2 separate regions of the Homo sapiens genome follow, and region 2 is linked to region 1. A link is a contact called in ENCODE Hi-C or POLR2A ChIA-PET data. All regions are on one chromosome and are shown on one strand. Each heading gives the region's core, a stretch centred on a gene start or an enhancer-like site at or near the end of the contact. The rest is flanking DNA. Distances are from core to core; before and after follow the strand shown. Region 1 overlaps ZSWIM6 (zinc finger SWIM-type containing 6). Region 2 holds the start of ELOVL7 (ELOVL fatty acid elongase 7).

Region 1 (4,359 bases), core at 1,391-3,890:
CTTCCAATTAGGGGGTTGTTTCTTCACTAATATCAAGACTTCAGGGAAGCAATTTTTACTGTATTCCCATCCTTTGTAACTCAAAATGTGCTCACCTTAGTTGTCATTAAAGTTTAAAAAACAATTGAGTCACACTTAAGTCCAAATACAGACTCATCCAACAAGACACAAACATTCACTCCATATTTTGAGAGGACTGTATTTTAGAAGAACTGATAACTAATTTGGCAAAAACAAAGAAAGGAAACCTCATTCTAAATACACACTCAAATCACTCAAGGCTCCACTCCTAGAGCACAGGACCTCCCAGCGACTTTGCTGCAGTGCTTCAGACAAGCAGAGAGATGGAGAGACCAGTCAGCATCCACACCAGGTTGCCATTTCTTCTGCTGCCCTTTCCAAGCATGCCAAACCATAGTGTATTATTAACCAGAATATTCTTACGTCTTCATAAAAGCGTTTTTTGCCTTGAGTCCTGTTATAGGAAAACTAATAAAAAGCATTTTCCCCTGGAGAAACTAAGACACGATGAGATTAAAAGTGGACAAAGTCGTATAACTGGTGACTTAGCAAACTAAGCACACTTCATACCTCATTCTTAATTCAATGTTCAATCTGTCAAATATTCCTGTTGGCTATTCTATGTATTAAATGAAATGACCTTAATATTTGAGTTCAATGTAACAGTAGTTTACAACTCTGTACTCTTAAAATTATTCTGCATGAAGTGTACTATCAACAAAAAGGTATCTAAGTGAAAAACACCAGTCTTTAGAATCTAGTCAGATGGTTTAAAAAGGAAATAAATCGCCGGGCACGGTGGCTCATGCCTGTAATCCCAGCACTCTGGGAGGCCAAGGTGGGTGGATCACGAGGTCAGGAGATCGAGACCATCCTGGCCAACATGGTGAAACCCCATCTCTACTAAAAATACAAAAATTAGCCAGGCATGGTGGCACGTGCCTGTAATCCCAGCTACTCGGGAGGCTGAGGCAGGAGAATCGCCTGAACCAGGGAGTCAGAGGTTGCAGTGAGCCGAGATCGCACCACTGCACTCCAGCCTGGCAACAGAGTGAGACTCCGTCTGAAAAAAAAAAAAAAAAAAAGGAAATACATCCATTATTACAATACTATTCACAAACTCAGAACACTTAAATTCTGTGCAATTGTCAATGTGGGGCTGAGCACTAGAGTACCGGGGTAATTTAGGGCTACACATGTTGCCTTTTGCCAAGGCTGGTCCTGAGTTTTCGTAGTTTTGTATCTTCCTGGTCTATATGCTGACTTCACCTTAGTTGGGCTGCTATACATAGGTGAAATCACAGTGATTGTGCCTAAGGAAACCATGAAGATCATACGGAAGCTTCTCAACATGAAGGACAAATAAGTCCAAGGCTTCCTCTCATGAAAGGCTAAAACTCCCTTTATCAAAAGTCACAACAGTGCCACTTTTACAAATCTGGGGTCCCTGAAAGAGTTACTCAAATCAATTAAATTAACTATCAGATAACTTCAGTAGCTACTCAAAATAGTCTTCCTTTACTGGCCTGATCAAGTAACAATGTTTTCCATGGAGCTTAATGGCTCCTTTTAGATCCTTGTCTATGAACTGGTATTGCACTCCATGCTTACCCACCCGCAGCTCTCACCATCCCACATATCCCTCTCCACAAAAAGCTAATAAATTTGCATTCCTGACTCTGACTCATACAACTAAGAAACCGAAGACTAACAAAACTCTTAGGTATGACTAAGCAAAATGATCTAATTAATAAATAGTCAAGAAATACAAATGTTTTTAAAAGTAAAATTAACCATCAAGAAAACAGGGTATGGTGGAGAAGGGGGAACTATAGCTCTAAACACCATCCTTGTAAGTTGCTACCAAGAACCCACATTTTTCTTTAAAGGCTGAAAATCAGCAGTAATAACCCAAAACTATCTTGCGCAAAGGTGGTCTTAATAGAGATATAATTAATCTTGCCAATTTTCCACATAATTTCTCTCCTTTTTTGATCTTTTGCTTTACAAAATCATGCTTGAAAACTTTTACAATTTCTTTCTGGTAGCAATTCTGAAATGAAAATGGACTGCAGGTAAGTAAATTTGAGAACCTCCTTAAACAGCAAAAATCACCTCCCTAGCCCCTCCACTGGTAAAAATCACCAAAGTTTTTACTGTGGCCCCCTCGTTCTCAGAAACAAAAACAAAAACAAAATGGCCTTTGAAGTTGGACAATTTGGTATGTGTTACATTTAATTTTGTGCTTATACTTAATACCTAAAGTGAAGCAATACAGAGGCCTGGATTTCAAAAACGGGAAAAAAAAAAAAAAAAAAAAAAACCTTTCCCCTCATTACAAAGAAAATCTATAATCATAATTTAGAAGTCATCAAGGAAACGCAAATCTTGTGCCACCCCGCCTCTGCGCGGTCGGGTCAGTCACACACACGCCGCCCCGCCCCCGCGCCATCAGTCACACGCAGGCCTCGCCCCATCCTGACTCCCAACCCCGCCCCTCGCGCTGTCAGTCTCTGACTCTGGCCTGCGGCTGAACCGGCGGCGCTGACGTCAGCTGGCGACCGCGGCCGCATTCCTAAACAGTTCAGACAAACCCACTGGTGGGAAGCTTCGAAAGCCCTCAGCTGTAGTGAGGAAAGCAAAGGTTTGGCTGGCAGCCAGACTCCTGAGCTCAGCATTTTGTAATGCACTTCCTTTTTATTTAACAGCTTGCATAATGCCCTTAACCCTTCCTTTACCTGCATCACACCTTTAACCCCTTCTTTTCCTGGTCGAACTTCGAAGCAAACTTCAGAACTTGGTCTCCCATAGGGTTTTAATATATTCCTCACCAATTTACAACTGACTGATTTTTAATACTGCTGAAGAGGCAATTTAATTAAATGCACTTGCTCCCCCTAAACTGCTGTTTCCCCCTTAAAGCAATGTTAATTTTCAAGCAAAGAAATTAAAACATTTTATTAAAACAACGTATTTTAAAGCTTTTTTAGACCCCCTCCTTCATAATTTATCTTCTTGAAATTATTGTCAAGAGACAATAGCTTCAAATGGTCCAAAACAAAAGGGTACACAGTGACAAAATCTCCCTCCAACTTCGTCCCTCAGTTGCCCTGTTCTCATCCCATGATAAATTGTTACTTCTCTTGTATTCACCCAGAAGTATTTTAGTGATACATAAGGAAATACACATATATTCTATTTTCTCCTTTTTAAAATGGTAAACTCTATACATAATGTTCTCTACTTTGCTTCCTTATTCTTTTTTAGAATTGCATGGAATTCCACAATTTAGCAGTCCCCTATATATGAGCATTTAGGTAATTTCCCATCTTTTTGCTATTACAAATAATGCTGGTGTGAAAATCTTGTATGACTGTCTTTCAAGAATAAATTCCTAGATGGGAAATTGCTACATCAAAACAAACACATGCATTTGTAATTCTGAGAGGTAACAGCAAACTGTCCTCCACTGAGACTGTACCTTTACCCTCCCACCAGCAGTGCAGGAGGATGCCTATTTCCCTCATGCAAATCAGGCTGTCCCAGAATTCAGATAAGAGGCTCTCTCTCAAGCTTATTTTATTTTTAGAAAACAGATCTGTGAAAAATTGTATCTTAGTGTAGTCTTAATTTACATTTTTCATATTATGAACGAAGTTGGGCATCTTTTTATATATTTTAGAAGCCATTTGTATTTCTCTGTGAACTGTTAAATCATCACCTTTGCCCATTTTTCTATTTGTTCATCATTTTCTTACTGCTTTGTAGGAGCTTATGTTTTTCGAAAAGCAGTGTTTTGTGTATGACACTTTGAAAGATCTTTTTTATATATTTTAAGAAAATTAGCTCTTTGTGACATGATTTGTGAAAATTTTTTCCAGTTTGGTAAATTTATCTGTTTCATGGTTTCTGCCATAGAGAAATTTAGGGATTTTTATGTAGCTGAATTGTTACCAATCTATTCTTTCATGGTTCTTGGTTACTATTATCACAGACTGTCATTCCCCATGCAGTTTGTAGAATAATTTTCCAGTGATTTCTTCAAATATTTTTATGTTTTCAGTTTTACCTTTCAATATTTAGAGTCTGTACTTTTTTTCCTAGATATATATCCACTAGTCCCAACACAAATTGAATAACCTATCTTTTCTCACTGATTGGAAATGCTACCTTTATCATATTCAATAATTTTTCTTATGTAAAAGTGGGGCTCAGAGGAATTTTAGGCTGCACTTACACCAGTGTTAATTTTAAAATCTGGTATAAAGTAAGATATGTTTTCCATGGACAACATGGTCCAGTTTCAATAACTAAATTTCAGATTTGGGGAACTGTGTT
Region 2 (4,359 bases), core at 842-3,341, 560 kb after region 1:
TGGATAGGCACACAGGTGTGTCACCTTACCTGTTCAAAATCTGGGCTGAAATGCCTGCTTCCACTGGGGCCTTCCCTAACCACTTTAACATTTAACACAACTCCCCACCTCCAAAAGTCTCCATCCCCTTCCCTTCTTTATTTTTCTTCATAGCACTTATCAAACCCTGAACATCACATTTTTTTTCTTTTTTTTCCTCTTTTTTTTTTTTGAGACAGAGTCTAGCTCTGTCGCCCAGGCTGGAGGAGTGCAGTGGCGAGATCTCTGCTCACTGCAACCTCTGTCTCCCAGGTTCAAGCGACTCTCCTGCCTCAGCCTCCCAAGTCGTTGGGACTACAGGCACGCACCACCACACTCGGCTAATTTTTGTATTTTTAGTAGAGACGGCGTTTCACTGTATTGCACAGTCTGGTCTCGAACTCCTGACCTCACGATCTGCCCGCCTCGGCCTCCCAAAGTGCTGGGATTACAAGCGTGAGCCACTGCGCCTGGCTGAACACTACATTTTTTTTACTTCTTTATTCATGTATTGTCTGTCATCTCCAACTAGAATGAACGTATAGTCCCTGAGAACGGGGAATTTGTTATCTATTGAAACTTCAGGGCCTGGAACATAGCAGCACTCCAGTATTTGTTAAATAAATGAATCCATTTGAGCTTCTGCATATTTGAAATTTCATAAGTATATATAAATGGTAAATTGTGATAGACTCAAAGGCTAGTATCATTAGGCAATTGTCTCCCGTTCCCAAAAGACTTCCTAAGTCTACTAAATGATCTGTTTTTAATATGAAAGCAAAGTTATCTAAAAGAAAGGAGAAATCTTTAGTTTTTTTGACTTCGAGATTCTTTGCAATTTAAGCTTTTTTTTTTTTTTTTTTTTTTTTTTTTGCTTTTCTTTCAATGGACACTTTCGAAGTTTTACATAAAAACATTAAAACCTCTTGTTTAATGTAGTGGGATTAAGCTGCCGAAGGCAATCCCTACATGTGAGGAAAATATGCTTCCGACACCCCAATTTTTTTTTTCTCCCTACCCATCCTCTCTGGTGGTCCTGACGCTCCCAGCCCCTTTTTGTGTTTCTTGATTCCATGCTGAGAACTCGCAATACAAACTCAAAGCCCACATTTGTGAGGTGGTTGGGTCAGGACTGCAACTAAAAATGATTATTGTTTTTTAGGTTTCTGGACAGTTCAACACCAGCCTTTGGTTTTGCCTCAGAAGCAGGGAACTTCTCTAGGCCCCTATTTTGCCTTTCAGCTATTGATGATCCAAATCATACCAGCGATTAGGAGGATCATTACCAGACACAAGGCCAGGTACGTTTAAAAAATAAATAAACCAAGCGCAGGTGCACACTCCGAACGCTCATCCCCACCCCCACTTTCCAATCCAACAGTAGGTAACGAGAAATGAATTTTCTAGACTTTTTTTCCTGCAGCAGTTGCTGTTACCAGAAACAAAGTTAGATGATATACAATCTAATCTTCATTGCTCTAAAAGTCCTCTCCCCATGCCCCCCAGGCTGCCTCAATTCTCTAGTTTCTTATTCCTTATAAGCAGGGGATGGAGCTGAACCAAGTCGGCCTTCCCCTCCCAGGGCCTTCTCCTCTTGGTCTGGCTTCCATTTCAGATGCGAATTAACCCTCCCAATACCCTTTCAGAAGCAAGGAGTCCCCTTTTTCTCCGCCTCCAGCCTCAGCTAGGTTTTCCTCATTTCGGATTTTTCTACTGCTCATTCCCAAATGAGTCACGCATGACGACAATTTCCACTCTGCTATGTCAGCCTGGAGATGTCCCCCAAGTGATGGCATCTGCTCTCGGAAAGAAAGGTCATCGGTGCCACGACCAGCCCCGCTAACCCAGAGCGGCCGGTGGGCCCCAGTCCCGAGAGTCAGGGCGCGCGGCGGAGGCGAGGCCGGGGCGGCCTCCGCCCTCCCGGCCGCTCCCCCTCGCGCCGCCCCGGCTCCTCCCTCCGGCCCTCGGCGGGCACCTGGCGGCGGCGGGCAGGGGGCGGCGCTGCGCGCGTCACGCGGCTGGGTGGGATAGCGGGCAGGTGACACCCGGCGGCCTCCTCCCCTTTCCAACCCAGTCGGCGGCCGGGACAGCGGGGGCCGCTGTGAGGAGCTCCGCGCTCGCGCTGCCAGTCGCCGCCCTCTCTCCCGCGCGCGCCCGGCGCTTCGGCTCCGCTCCCTGTGCGGTGAGTGCGGGGTTCCAGGCCGGCGGGCAGGGGCCAAACTTTCCCGGCGCGCGGAGGAGAAGAGACTGGGGAGGGAGGCAGAGCCGAGGGGAACGGCGTCGGGAGTGGCCGGATGGAGGAACTTGGGCGCGGCGCGCGAGAAGTGGGACCCGGGTGCGGGGGCCCCGGGAGCGGGGCCAGGCCCTCCCTGGGCTCGGGAGGCGCTTGGGAAGTTCTGTCCCCGCTGCCTGCGCGTGGGGAGGACCGAGGCCCTTTTCGCCGGAGCGCGGGGCCGCGGCGCTCACCTGCGCCTTCTCGGGAGCCCCCACCCGGCAGCATCCCGAAGGGAAGGTCGGGCCCGGTGGGCGCGCTGCGGAGCGGAGCCTGGACTGGGGTCCCGCGCGGCGCTGGCCCTGCGGAGCGGAGCGGGAGGGGCAGAGGTGCTCGCCGGCGGGACTGGGAGGGAGAAGGACCTGCTCGACCTTGGACGCGGAGGTCATTTTCCCAGCTCCGGGGTCTGGCCTCGCTAGCCACCCCCCCAAATTCCGGAGCCCCTTTCTTTCTGTTTCCTTCCTTCCCCTTTGGGCGCTTTTTTTGCTCCCGCGGCCAGATGAACTTGGGGCGCTGTCCCTTCGGCTCCCCGAGCCGCATCCTGTCTTGGTGGCTGCTGCTGGCCGGGAGGAGGCTGATGAATACAGAGCCGTGGAACAGGTCGTGCCGGAGATGGAAACAGGAAAGCCTGTTGTTTTGTCGTCCCAGGTATCGTTGGTTCTTTGGGAAATGGGCTTTCCCAGGTTCGTTGGGAAATGGGCTTTCCCAGGTTCGTTGGGAAATGGGCTTTCCCCCTTCAAGTCAGAGCTGTTTCAAACTTCACCCGGTGCGGACAGAGCGCTCTTTGGAGCTCCCTGGGGAACTCGGGACGGGAAGGAGCGGGTCTTTACACCTGTCCTGCTCCCAGTGTAGTTAGTCCCGCGTCGACTGAAGAACAGTTTTAGCGACCCGAGTTCCTCGCCAGTGGTCTTTTCCCTCTTGCTACGATCTCCCCTCGGAAAGCATGTTCACTTAACCCTGTGCTCTCGGATTACCCTTTATTTCATTCCTCACTTTTATTGCTTACGTGCTCCGAAAGGGTCATCGATACCTGGTGGCTGCCTCTGCGTTCTTACCACGCACCCGCTTATTCATTCCCTTTCTTTGTAGTTTCTCTTCGTACTACTGATCAGAAATTGGTCTCCCCAAGGTCACCGAGAACTAAATAAAATCCACCCCTCACCCCGTGGCAGACATTTATCAGTGCTTAGGTGCCAGGCACTGATGTCAGTTCTTGTGTAAAAGCTTTTAATCTTCACAACGATCCTGGGAAGTAGATATTAATATTATTCTCATTTTAATGATGAGGTAACTGAGGCACGGAGAGGTTAAGTAACTTGCCCAAGGCCACACCCATCTCAGCGGTAGGAGATTCCAGCTCTGGGGTTCTGTCTCCAGCACTGGAGCTGTTAACCACTGTCCTACACTGCCTCACCTAGAGTTCGTTTGCTCGTCCTTATTTTCTGAAGTCCCGTGCTGTTTCAGGCATCGTTGACCAGGCTGTCAATCTCAGGTCCCTCTTTTCCTTCTTATGTGTCTTTATACTAGTTTAGGATCCCCACACCCTCCCCCTGCCCCCGCTTTTTTTTTTTTTAAGAAAAATAGATTTTTGGGACTTTGTTACTTCATCTATCACCTGTATTTATCTGGCTTAAGATTCTGTGCTTTCCATGTCTTCTTCAGTTTTAGTGTAACGTCTGTCAGTGCACATTATAATATTCCGCTTGGACTTGCCCGGCTTTTCCCCAAAACAGCTCCAGATGCTCATTTCCATTAAGGGTCCTGCCATTATCCTGGTCTCCAAGGTGCCGTGCCATTCCTCTCCCATTCGTTAAATATCTTCTATCCAATTTTTACATGGTGTCTTCTAGCCTTTATCAGTCTCGCCCACTCCCATCCTCTCTTCACCACTCTCCCTCTTCCCCACTTTGAACACATATGCCCTTCTCTGCTATTTGTTATCATCTTTTATGTTTGCTTTGCACAAAAAGATTGCAAACAGCTTAGGACATTAAATCTTCAGGCCTTACAGCTAGTAGTTGCTTGATAAATGTAGAAGATGATACAGTATAAATTTTGGTAGCACACAT

The links. A loop is a pair of places that touch in the nucleus more often than their neighbours do. ChIA-PET counts read pairs that join two places held with the same protein, here RNA polymerase II (POLR2A). Pooled maps may share reads with other maps.
Region 2: a loop to region 1 is called in a pooled map, with 5 times the contacts of the local background. The contact joins the promoter of ELOVL7 here to the enhancer-like site in region 1. A Hi-C loop is called at or near these places in 6 of 50 pooled maps. POLR2A ChIA-PET finds 5 or more read pairs at or near these places in 2 of 52 experiments (MCF 10A and activated CD4-positive, alpha-beta memory T cell).

The regions. Positions count from the first base shown.
Region 1 is chr5:61,407,057-61,411,415 of GRCh38, reverse strand. All of the region lies in intron 1 of ZSWIM6 (zinc finger SWIM-type containing 6), which reads right to left. Among named protein-coding and RNA genes, the nearest start is that of ZSWIM6, 77 kb to the right of the region's middle. RefSeq lists a silencer at 2,390-2,780 and an enhancer at 2,206-3,405. Within about 2 kb of position 2,640, at least 21 of the 41 ENCODE cell types and tissues checked have a DNase peak (open chromatin) inside an H3K27ac peak, as active enhancers do.
Region 2 is chr5:60,842,001-60,846,359 of GRCh38, reverse strand. ELOVL7 (ELOVL fatty acid elongase 7) reads left to right here and starts at 2,091. Exons shown (of 9, transcript NM_024930.3): 1 at 2,091-2,200. RefSeq lists silencers at 1,870-2,169, 2,190-2,349, 2,360-2,419.